Regions from separate parts of the Homo sapiens genome. Here region 1 is linked to region 2. The links are chromatin contacts, found by Hi-C or POLR2A ChIA-PET in ENCODE. All regions are on one chromosome and are shown on one strand. Each heading gives the region's core, a stretch centred on a gene start or an enhancer-like site at or near the end of the contact. The rest is flanking DNA. Distances are from core to core; before and after follow the strand shown.

Region 1 (5,159 bases), core at 14-2,513, 36 kb after region 2:
AGAATGGCGTAAGCCCGGGAGGCGGAGCTTGCAGTGAGCGGAGATCGCGCCACTGCACTCCAGCCTAGGCGACAGAGCAAGACTTCATCTCAAAAAAAAAAAAAAGAAAAAAGAAAAAAAAAAGAAATATTAACACTCAGAAGCCATGAGAGGGAAGAGTAGTAACACTTTTTAGAAAGTTAACAGATGAAGCGAGATTTTATTTGACAGAAAGTCAGAATGATTAGGCTGATTGATTTGATGAGGACTGGCACAGCCAATATGGTCATATAAAAGGCCTTTTCCATAAATTAAATGAGTCATATATGCAGCTCTAAGATTTTGGCCAAAACCAGAACCCAAACCAAAACAAACAAAAAAAAACACTTTTATTTATTTATTTTTTTTTTTTGAGACGGAGTCTCACTCTGTCACCTAGGCTGGAGTGCAATGGTACTATCTCGGCTCACGGCAACCTCCACCTCCCGGGTTCAAGCAATACTTCTGCCTCAGCCTCCTGAGTAGCTGGGACTACAGGCGCCCGCCACAATGCCCGGCTAATTTTTGTATTTTTTAGTAGAGATGGAGTTTCACCATGTTGGCCAGGCTGGTCTTGAACTCCTGACCTTGTGATCTGCCCGCTTCAGCCTCCCAGAATGCTGGGATTACAGGCTGAGCCACTGCGCCCGGCCTCAAACAAAAACATGTAAAGCAGATGTACAGGCCGGGCGTGGTGTCTCACACCTGTAATCCCAGCACTTTGGAGGCGGAGGTGGGTGGATCACCTGAGACCAGCCTGGCCAACATGGTGAAACCCCATCTCTACTAAAAATACAAAAATTAGCCAGGCGTGGTGATTCTAGCTACTTGGGAGGTTGAGGCAGGAGAATCCCTTGAATCCGGGAGGCGGAGGTTGCAGTGAGCCAAGATTGCGCCACTGCACTCTAGCCTGGGCAAAGAGCGAGACTGTCTTAAAATAAAATAAAATAAAAATAATAAAGCAGATGTACAAAATGTGCAAGGGGATATGCTGTTTTCAAAATTATTTTTGGGTGGTACAGGAGTCAAGAGTTTGAAGACTCTCTTTTATATACTGATATATGGCAGTGCCAGGCTATTCCAGAGGCAGGACTGTAGCAGGTGAATGTCAGTCTCCGCTGGAATGAACCAATCAGCCAACGGAAAAACTCAGCTCCTATGTGCTGCCTGCGCTGGGCGGCTGGAGTTTCAGGCTGTAAGGCAGGACTCTTAAACGCCCACCTGATGTGACTCAGCAACAATTGGACAATGAAGAGGAGCCACAACTCACCTCATTTGGCACAAATGAAACTAAGGTATGGCAGATGACAGAACTGCAATAATGAAAAAAGGAAATCCATGATCTATTTCCATTTTAGGAAACAGAACCGGAAAATCTAGCTTTGACAAAAACTCCCTAAAGAAAACTCCTGTAACTGTGGAAGGAAAAGAGAAGTCCGGCATGAAAACCCTCAGTCTTGTGGATGGCTTCTGTTTACTCCTGGTGAAAAGCCAGTCCCCTTCGAGGTCCCAAGTTCAAGGTGAATGCATATTAAAGATGTCTTTTTCTTTTCTCTACAAGAAAGTTAGAGGCATACAAAATTTACCCAACTCTTAAGTGTAGGATTTTAAGATGTAACAAGTCAAGTTCTACAGAAGCAAGGGTCTGCTTGGAAATATGGGATTTCTACTTTATTTTTTTTGAGACAGGGTCTGGCTCTGCTGCCCAGACTGGAGTGCAGGTATGATCATGGCTCACTGCAGCCTCAACCTCCCAGGCTCAAGGGATCTTCCCACCTCAACCTCCCAAGTAGCTGGGACCACAGGCATGCCTGGCTAATTTTTTAAAATTTTTTGTAGAGATTGGGTCTCCCTATGTTGCCCAGACTGGTCTCGAACTCCTGGCCTCAAGCAATCCTCCCACCTCAGCCTCCCAAAGTGCTGGGAGTACAGGCATGAGCCACCGTGCCCGGCCTAATTTCTCTTCTTTTTCTGCTCTTATAAGAGCATGATTCTCCTTTAGATTAGACATGTGCACCAAGAGTAAGGAGCAGGGGGTGAATATGGTATGGAGGCCAGCATGTGACAACCCAATCACCTAAAATGTTCAAAAAATTTTGAAGCAACCCAACACTGGCCAGTGGGAGCCACACAATTCGTCCATGTGAGCCTACTTGTTGTACCCACCCTGTCCTTATCCTCTCCTTTCCTTCTCCCACGTGAAAAAGCAAACCAACAAATTTATTACTAAAGCAACATAAAATGTTTTTAGTTTCTGAAAACAGATCTCAGGATTGCACTCACACTGAGATGATCTGACTCAACACAAACTTAACTCTCACCAGCTGCTTGCTCTGCTTTGCACAAGGACTGCAGGCAGGAGAGAGGTCAAGGGGGTGAAACCCTCCCTGGGCTGCCTTACACGCAGCACAGCTGTTCAGGGTGGGAGGGCAACTGGATGAATGCCGGCTAATAGCTGGTTTAAACCAAGCCAGCTCTCCTAAACAATTCAGAAAAGGAATTCTTTAGCTATAGAACTATCTACCTTTAGATCCTATTTTTCCTTCTTCTGTAGGTTAGAGAGGAAGAGACTCTGGCAAACAAAAAATACACCCAAGTCGTGAATGAAAAAAGGAAAAAAGTTAACTGTGTCCATAAATGCATCACTAAGGGGTGCTGAGGAACCTTGTCTTTCTCCCTAAGATCCCCCCTACAATGCCTTTATAGGACACTGGACAAATTGCTTAACTTCTCCAGCCTGTAAAATGTGGGGAGTGAACTGAACAACCTTGAAAACGCTCCAGTTCTAACATTATATGGATTCCAACTCAATCTAAAGGCCTTAACCAAAAGCAACAACAGGGTTTTGGGCAAGTGGGATAGAAAAGGCCAACAATGGCTGGGGGTGGTGGCTCACGCCTGTAATCCCAGCACTTTGGGAGGCCGAGGTGGGTGGATCACCTGAGGTTGGGAGTTCGAGACCAGCCTGGCCAGCATGGTGAAACCTCATCTCTATTAAAAATACAAAAAAAAAATTAGCCGGGCACGGTGGCGCATGCCTGTAATCCCAGCTACTCCATGCCTCCATGCACTCCAGCCTGGGCAATGAGAGCAAAACTCCGTCTCAAAAAAAAAAAAAAGCCCAACAAGGTTGATGAAGGTGTGTACCATAGCTGGTTTTAACCAACAGGACCATTCCACTGTGTCCTATCTACTCTACAGATAAGGACTTAACAGACAGTTGGTTCTTTTTTTTTTTTTTTTTTTTTTTTGGGATGGAGTCTTGCTCTGTCACCCAGGCAGAAGTGCAGTGGCACGATCTCAGCTCACTGCAACCTCCACCTCCTGGGTTTTTTGTGGGTTTTTTTTTTGTTTTTTTGTTTTTTTTTTTTAGATGGGGTATCACTCTGTTGCCCCGACTGGAGTGCAGTGGCGTGATCTCGGCTCACTGCAACCTCCACCTCCCAGGTTCAAGTGATTCACCTGCCTCAGCTTCCCAAAGTGCTGGGATTACAGGCATAAGCCACCATGCCCGGCCCCTCCTGAGTTTTTTTAAGCGATTCTCCTGCCTCAGCCTCCCCAGTAGCTGGGATTACAAGCACGCACCACCAGGACCAGCTAATTTTTTTTTTGAGAGGGAGTCTCGCTCTGTCAGCAGGCTGGAGAGCAGTGGCACGATCTGGGCTGCCTGCAACCTCTGTTTCCCAGGTTCAAGCGATTCTCCTGCCTCAGCCTCCCGAGTAGCTGGGACTACAGGCGTGCACCACCATACCCGGCTAATTTTTGTATTTTTAATAGAGACGGGGTTTCACCATGTTGGCCAGGATGGTCTCAATCTCTTGACCTCGTGATCCGCCCGCCTCGGCCTCCCAAAGTGCTGGGATTACAGGCGTGAGCCACCGCGCCTGGCCCCTCCTGGGTTTTTTAAGCAATTCTCCTACCTCAGCCTCCCCAGTAGCTGGGATTACAGGCATGCGCCACCAGGCCCGGCTAATTTTTTTTTTTTTTTTTTTTTTTTGTATTTTTAGTAGAGACAAGGTTTTGCCAGTTGGCCAGGCTGGTCTCGAACTCCTGACCTCAAGTGATCCACCTGCCTTGGCCTCACAAAGTGCTGGGATTACAGGCGTGAGCCACAACGCCCAGCCAGTTGGTTCTTATTCTTGGTGATCTAAACTACCCTCTCTCCACCCTTTTTTTTTTTTTTTTTTTTTTGGCATCAGCAGCATTTCAATCAATGGTTTTTGAGAGTCTTCTTACACAATGTAGGCGGTTCTGTGTTTTGGAAGAAGTGTCACATTAGACTCCAGCCAACAGGGAGGGAGGACAGGAGGAAAGGTATGGAGCCAGAGTGTGATGGAACAACACTGAAAGCTTCAGGCACCGGCAGGAACAGGGACAGCCACCTCTCCAGTTTCCCCACTGACCCTGCAGAAAATGAGTCATGATTTATCTCCTCAAACTTCCTGGAAAAGCCAGCCAAGAGCTTAAAGTAGATAAGAAGCTCCTTATGGCCTACCTTTGTTATTCATTTACTTTAAAGGAAGATGCATCTTTAAGACAACAGCTTCTTTTGTCAGGTGTGGTGTTGAGTCTTTTATATCCCGTATTAGGAACAGTGTACCTATCATTTTAGTCACGGCTTCCTGTGCACCACCAGGGCCTTAAAATGCTGAGACAGAGTTATGCACAGGTATGTCAATGTCATAAACTATGAAAATAAATGTGGCCAAGTTTTAAAGGCAAGTTAAGTGTCCACAGTCAAAGAAGGAAGGCGGCACTGCATTGAGCTAAATGGGGCAGAGTCAAAATCCTGGGTTCTGGAACTGGCTTGGCCTCCAAGCAACCCAGCCTCCGAGCCTTAGTCCCACTTCTGCAAAGTAATGCTGGTTAGTGAGATAATCTCCAAAGCTTTGAAGTAAGCTCCACTTGAGCTTCCACTTTCACAACTTCAAGGTCAACTCTGTACTTAGGAAAGACGATCCACGGCTTCTGAGAGGGCAACAGGCTTGCAAGATGAGGAGGTCCGGTTTCTGTCCAGGGAAAGCATGCGGGCCCCAAAGACGTCTTTTTGTGTAGATAGAGTGAGTGAGTCTACTACAACTTTTTATTGTTTCTTTGCTCATTTTGATGTCCACAGAGCCCAGGTTTTCCACAGCGGACAT
Region 2 (5,135 bases), core at 2,353-4,852:
CTGGACCGAGGGTTCTGTCCTCAGAGTGGGGGAGGTTTGCAAGGGAAAGCCTGGACGGTGCTTGCATCTTGCCAGAGGAACCTGCCTCTCTCTGCCATCACGGACAGAAACTCGCCTCGAAGTGGCTCCAGGAGAGAAACAGATGACCAGGAACCGCCTTGGTTCACATAACTGACAAGTTCAGGGAACGGGTTGGCTTCGGGCCCTGCTGGATCCAGAGGCCCGGGTGGTGTTACCAGAGCCCAAGCTCTACCTGTCGCCATCAACACTGCCCTCCCTGGAGTTGGCTTCAGCCTCAGGCGGGCTGGGTCCGGTGCTCCAGGCTTCTCCCAGAAAACCCCTGGGAGGGCGTCTCACTGGCCTGGCTTCACTGCCCTTTTTCCTTTTGTTTTTTTTTGTTGTTGTTGTTTTTGTTTTTTTTTTGAGACCAAGTCTCACGCTGTCACCCAGGCGGGAGTGCAGCGGTGCAGTCTTGGCTCGCTGCAACCTCCGCCTCCCAGGTTCAAGCAATTCTTCTGCCTCAGCCTCCTGAGTAGCTGGGATTACAGGCCTGTGCCACCATGCCCGGCTAATTTTTGAATTTTTAGTAGAGACAGAGTTTCAGTATGTTGGTCAGGCTGGTCTCGAACTCCTGACCGCAGGTGATCCATCCACTTTGGCCTCCCAAAGTGCTGGGACTACAGGCGTGAGCCAGCGTGCCTGGCCCACTGCTCATTTTTAAAACTGTCCTGCCCCTGGGTGACCTGGGTCTTGAAACTGGGTGGTGGGGTCTCTTCTCCCCCATCTCAGGACCTGAGATGAGGGGAGGGCATTTATCCCAAGGAAACTTGCTGGGGGGCAGGGTCTGTGGCCCAGAAAAGGGGGTACAGATGTGAAGCAGGCGAGACCTGCAGCCACCCCACATGCTTTGTTCAAACCCTCACCTGTGCTGTTGGCCCTTGAGTGGGTCACGAGCTCCAAGGGGGGAGGGGACGGGACCTGGCCACACAGCTGGCAGGGAACGAAGGAGGTCTGGATGCCTGTCAAACCAGCTATGGTGACACGTTTCTGTTCGTGCCCCAGGCGGTGTATGGCGTGCTGCGTGTGATGGAGGGGCTGGATGCGTTCGATGACCTGATGCAGCACACGCACATCCAGCCCTGGTACCTGCGGGTGGAGAGGGCCATCACCGAGGCCTCCCCAGCGCACTGAATGTCCCCGCGCAGAGCAGAGGGAAGGCAGCGGAAGACGCCAGCTGCCAGGGCCTGGGGCCACTGGGCCAGCGCCTGGCGATACTGGTTGGGGGCAGGATCATTCTGCCCCTTGTCCACGCACCCCCACCAGCCCTCTCGCTTCTAACACAGGGCACCTGCTGGGGCTCAGGGATGTTAGGGACGAGTTCCAGCCCTGCCACTGCCCTGGGGCGACCCCTCCCTGTCCCTGCCTCCCTGCTCTGCCGCCCCTCTTCCTGGACCCTCAGTGGCTGTCCCATGGCTACATCCTGTGGGTGGGGGCCCTCGACAGGACAGCAGGACGGTTTGTTTTCAGTGGAATCCCATCCCTGGGTTCCCCTGGTTCCCACTCTTCCCAAGCCTCCCGGGACTGGGACATGTTTGCAATAAAGGAAAGGTTTGTGGCGCCTGTCATGGCAGGCATCTCATGGAGCTCCGTGTGGCTGAGTGCTGCGTGGGGCTGGCGGTCAAGGGAGGCATCAGGCTTGGGCTGTGCCAGCCCTTGTGGTAACTAACCGCTGGCCTGGGGCTTCCCAGGTGTCAGGCACGGTACGGCTCCGCAGGCTTTGTGTGGCATCGTCCCCAGGATACCACTCAGGGCACACAGCTGGGCCGTGGAGCCCAGCAGCCAGAGTGCAGGTCGGGGCACCCTACCCACGGTGGGGCTCTGCAGTGGGGTCACTCATCAAGCCTCAGTTTCTTCGTCTGTCCCCGCCTTGTGGGAGAGTTCAGTGATAGGAGCAGGTGCAGTGCACAGAGCCGGGTCACCTGGTCCAGGGCACCAGGCTATTCAGACCCCTGCTCTACAGACAGAACCAAGCCCTCTCAGGTGGCGGCCCCGGGCTTCAGCTCCAGGCTGGGCCAGGCTTTATGGGAGAAGAGGCTCTGCCTTCCAGGGTGAGTGTGGGTTGTGGGTGGGACCCCCTTTCCTGCACAGAGTACCCAGGATGGGGCTCCCCAGTCCCGACTTAACTGAGGTGGGGTGGCCTGCTAGGGACCCTCCAGAGGCCAGTGAGCCCAACTCCACCCACTGGCCCTTCCGACTGGGGGGACTGGGCAACGTCCCCATACCCTCTTGAGAAACTTTTTTGTTGTTTTTTTTTATTTTTTGAGACAGGGTCTCGCTCTGTCACCCAGGCTGGGATGCAGTGGTGCAATCATAGCTCACTGCAACCTCGACCTCCCAGGTTCAAGTGATCCTCCCACCTCAGCCTCCAAGTAGCTGGAACAGGTGCACACCAACATGCCCAGCTAATTTTTTGTTTTTTATATTTTGTAGATCCTGGGTTTTGCTGTGTTACCCAGGCTGGTCTCGCACTCTAGGGCTCAAGGGAACTGCCCGCCTCAGCCTCCCGAAGTGCTGGGATTACAGGAGTGAGCCCCGACGCCCAGCCAGGAAACTTTTAAAGTTTTATTTTCTTTATTAGTATTTTTAAAACAAAATAACTCATGTTCCTGTAATAGCTACCATTTGAGTAAGGTAGAAGTGAGCGCTCGAGGCAGGGAGTGTGACGTTTGGAAGCAGGTGGCTGTGCAGTTGGTGACCTCCGTTTTTCCCACGGGGTTGGTCTGCCACCGGCTGTGTTCTCATCCCCATCCTGGGCGTCTGCCTGTCGGCGTATGTCACATTGGCTTGTTCTCATGGCGCATAGTGCCCTGCCGCCTGGATGCACCACAGTCCTTCAGCCAGCCCCCACTGTGTGCCCTCTGTGGGTGTTAACTCCAGGTACTTGGGCTGCAGGGTAGAGGAGGCAGCCAGGCCTGAGGCTGTGCCCATCTGTGGCCTTAGGAGTCACAGCAGCCGCTTCTGAGAGGCCAACAGGTATCAGGGCACCCAGAGCCACCACTGTGTCCAGAACGGCATTTCCACTTCACTGGCCAGGTCTAAAGTCCTGAGGGGCCTTTGCTCCAGGGACCCAGGGTACCTCCCTCAGCAGGGCAGGAACTAGGCCAGGAATACCATGGGGCACTGAAGGAGGAGCCTCCCTCTATCCCTGTAACCCTCCATCCCTGTACCTCTCCATCCCTCCATCCCTGCACCCCTCCGTCCCTGTGCCCCTCTATCTCTCCATCCCTGCACCCCTCCATCCCTGTACCCCATCCCTGTACCCCTCCGTCCCCCATCCCTGCACCCCTCCATCCCTGTACCCCTCCATCCTTCCATCCCTGCACCCTCCATCCCTGTACCCCTCCATCCCTCCATCCCTGTACCCCTCCATCCTTCCATCCCTGCACCCTCCATCCCTGTACCCTTCCATCCCTCCATCCCTGCATCCCTCTGTCCCTGCACCCCTCCATCCCTCCATCCCTGCACCCCTCCTTCGTTGTACCCCTCCATCCTCCATCTCTGCATCCCTGCACCCCTCCATCCTCCATCCCTGTACCCTTACATTCTCCATCCCTGCATTCCTCCATCGCAGCATCCCTGCATGCCTCCGTTCTCTGCATCCCTCCACCCCAGTATCCCTGCACCTCTTCATCCCTCCATTCCTGCATCCCTCTATTTTTCCATCCCTCCATTCCTGTATCCCTGTGCCCTCCATCCTCCATCCCAGCATCCCTCCATCCCTGCTCCCCACTCTCACTTCCCTTCCCTTCACAGACAGGCTTTTCCTGCCATCCTCAGACCCCACCCAGGGTTACCTGATGCCTTTCCAGCTGCACACGGGGACTGACTCACCTCTCTCTTTCTCAGTCCCAAAGTCCCGAAAGAGAGCATCTGATGTGGTCAGCTTGTGACAAGGCGTCCACCTTCTGTCCATGACATGGAGGCCAGGGGAAGGTCTCACTGCCCAGCACCCCACCCTGTGCTCCCAGGCCTTTTGAATGTTCCTCCTGCTCAGCCCAGTGACTGCGGGCTGTGGCTCCTCCTCCAGCCTCCCCTCGAGGTCCTGGTCTTACTTAGGAGGCCCCGGGTGTAGATGCCTTCCCACCCACCAGGCATTGCCCCTTTTCCTGGCTTCACAGACTCGGGAATAAAGTTTCCTTCTGTTTCCCCTCTTGCAGAAGGAGATCCGGTTGGCAGCTAAACCGCGCTGGGAACAGGGGCCTGAGTCCTGGACTAGGGCTCTTTCCCCGGGGCTGCTGCAGATGGGGAGGAGCCTACACCCGCCTCCCGAGTGCTAATCAGACCTGACAGGCTGGAGAATGGCCAGTCAGCCTGAGGCCACCGCGGGACACCACCTAGGCCCAGCTTCTCCCCGTGAGTATCTCTCTCCCAAGAGGTAACAACTCCACTTCAGTTTCCCCAATGTTTCTCCGTCAGACTTCTTGGCGTGTTTTCCCGCAGCCACCAGAGGGCGCCAGAGCCCGCCAAGCCTCGTAGGAGATGGCAACAGGGCCTGCTGCTGCCACCTAGCGGCCAATTCCGGGAATGAATCTCGGCACGCTCATTACCCAGCGACTCTGCCCATCTGTAAGTAAAATGGGCTTAGCTGTAAGGGTCCAAAGATGAGTGGCTAGGAAAAAACATGTCTCTTGAGGTTGGGCACAGTGGCTCATCCCTGTAAGCCCGGCACTTCAGGAGGCTGAGGTGGGAGGGTCACCTGAGCCCAGGAGTTTGAGGCTGCAGTGAGGTTATGATTGTCCCACTGCACCCCAGCCTGAGTGACAAAGTGAGACCCTCTCAAAAAAAAAAAAAAAAGAAGAAGAAATGTCTCTTCTTAGGAACGGGCCCCAAGCCAGGATTCCATGGCCCATTAGTGCCATCCTCAGGTCACGGCATGGCCCCTGTGGTCATTTTTTCTTTCTTTGTTTAAAAAATAGAGGCCGGGGAGGTTGCAGCGAGCCGAGATTGCGCCACTTGCCCTCCAGCCTGGGCAACAGAGCAAGACTCCGTCTCAAAAAAAAAAAAAAAAAGAGGCCAGGAGCAGTGGCTCACGCCTGTAATCCCAGCACTTTGGGAGGGTGAGGCGGGTGGATCAC

The links. A loop is a pair of places that touch in the nucleus more often than their neighbours do. ChIA-PET counts read pairs that join two places held with the same protein, here RNA polymerase II (POLR2A). Pooled maps may share reads with other maps.
Region 1: a map of gastrocnemius medialis shows a loop between it and region 2 (3-fold over the local background). The contact joins the enhancer-like site here to the promoter of SLC25A25-AS1 in region 2. A Hi-C loop is called at or near these places in 11 of 168 maps with a recorded cell type or tissue (B cell, K562, PC-9 and 7 more), 15 of 37 single-sample maps with no recorded cell type and 22 of 50 pooled maps. POLR2A ChIA-PET finds 5 or more read pairs at or near these places in 27 of 52 experiments (A549, B cell, CD4-positive, alpha-beta T cell and 22 more).

The regions. Positions count from the first base shown.
Region 1 is chr9:128,078,460-128,083,618 of GRCh38, reverse strand. All of the region lies in intron 1 of SLC25A25 (solute carrier family 25 member 25), which reads right to left. Among named protein-coding and RNA genes, the nearest start is that of SLC25A25, 13 kb to the right of the region's middle. Within about 2 kb of position 1,263, at least 15 of the 41 ENCODE cell types and tissues checked have a DNase peak (open chromatin) inside an H3K27ac peak, as active enhancers do; they include gastrocnemius medialis, where a contact is called at or near this core.
Region 2 is chr9:128,117,201-128,122,335 of GRCh38, reverse strand. It overlaps SLC25A25-AS1 (SLC25A25 antisense RNA 1), which reads left to right and starts at 3,602. Exons shown (of 5, transcript NR_033374.1): 1 at 3,602-4,413; 2 at 4,501-4,626. It overlaps PTGES2 (prostaglandin E synthase 2), which reads left to right. Exons shown (of 7, transcript NM_025072.7): 7 at 1,063-1,643. The coding sequence ends at 1,191.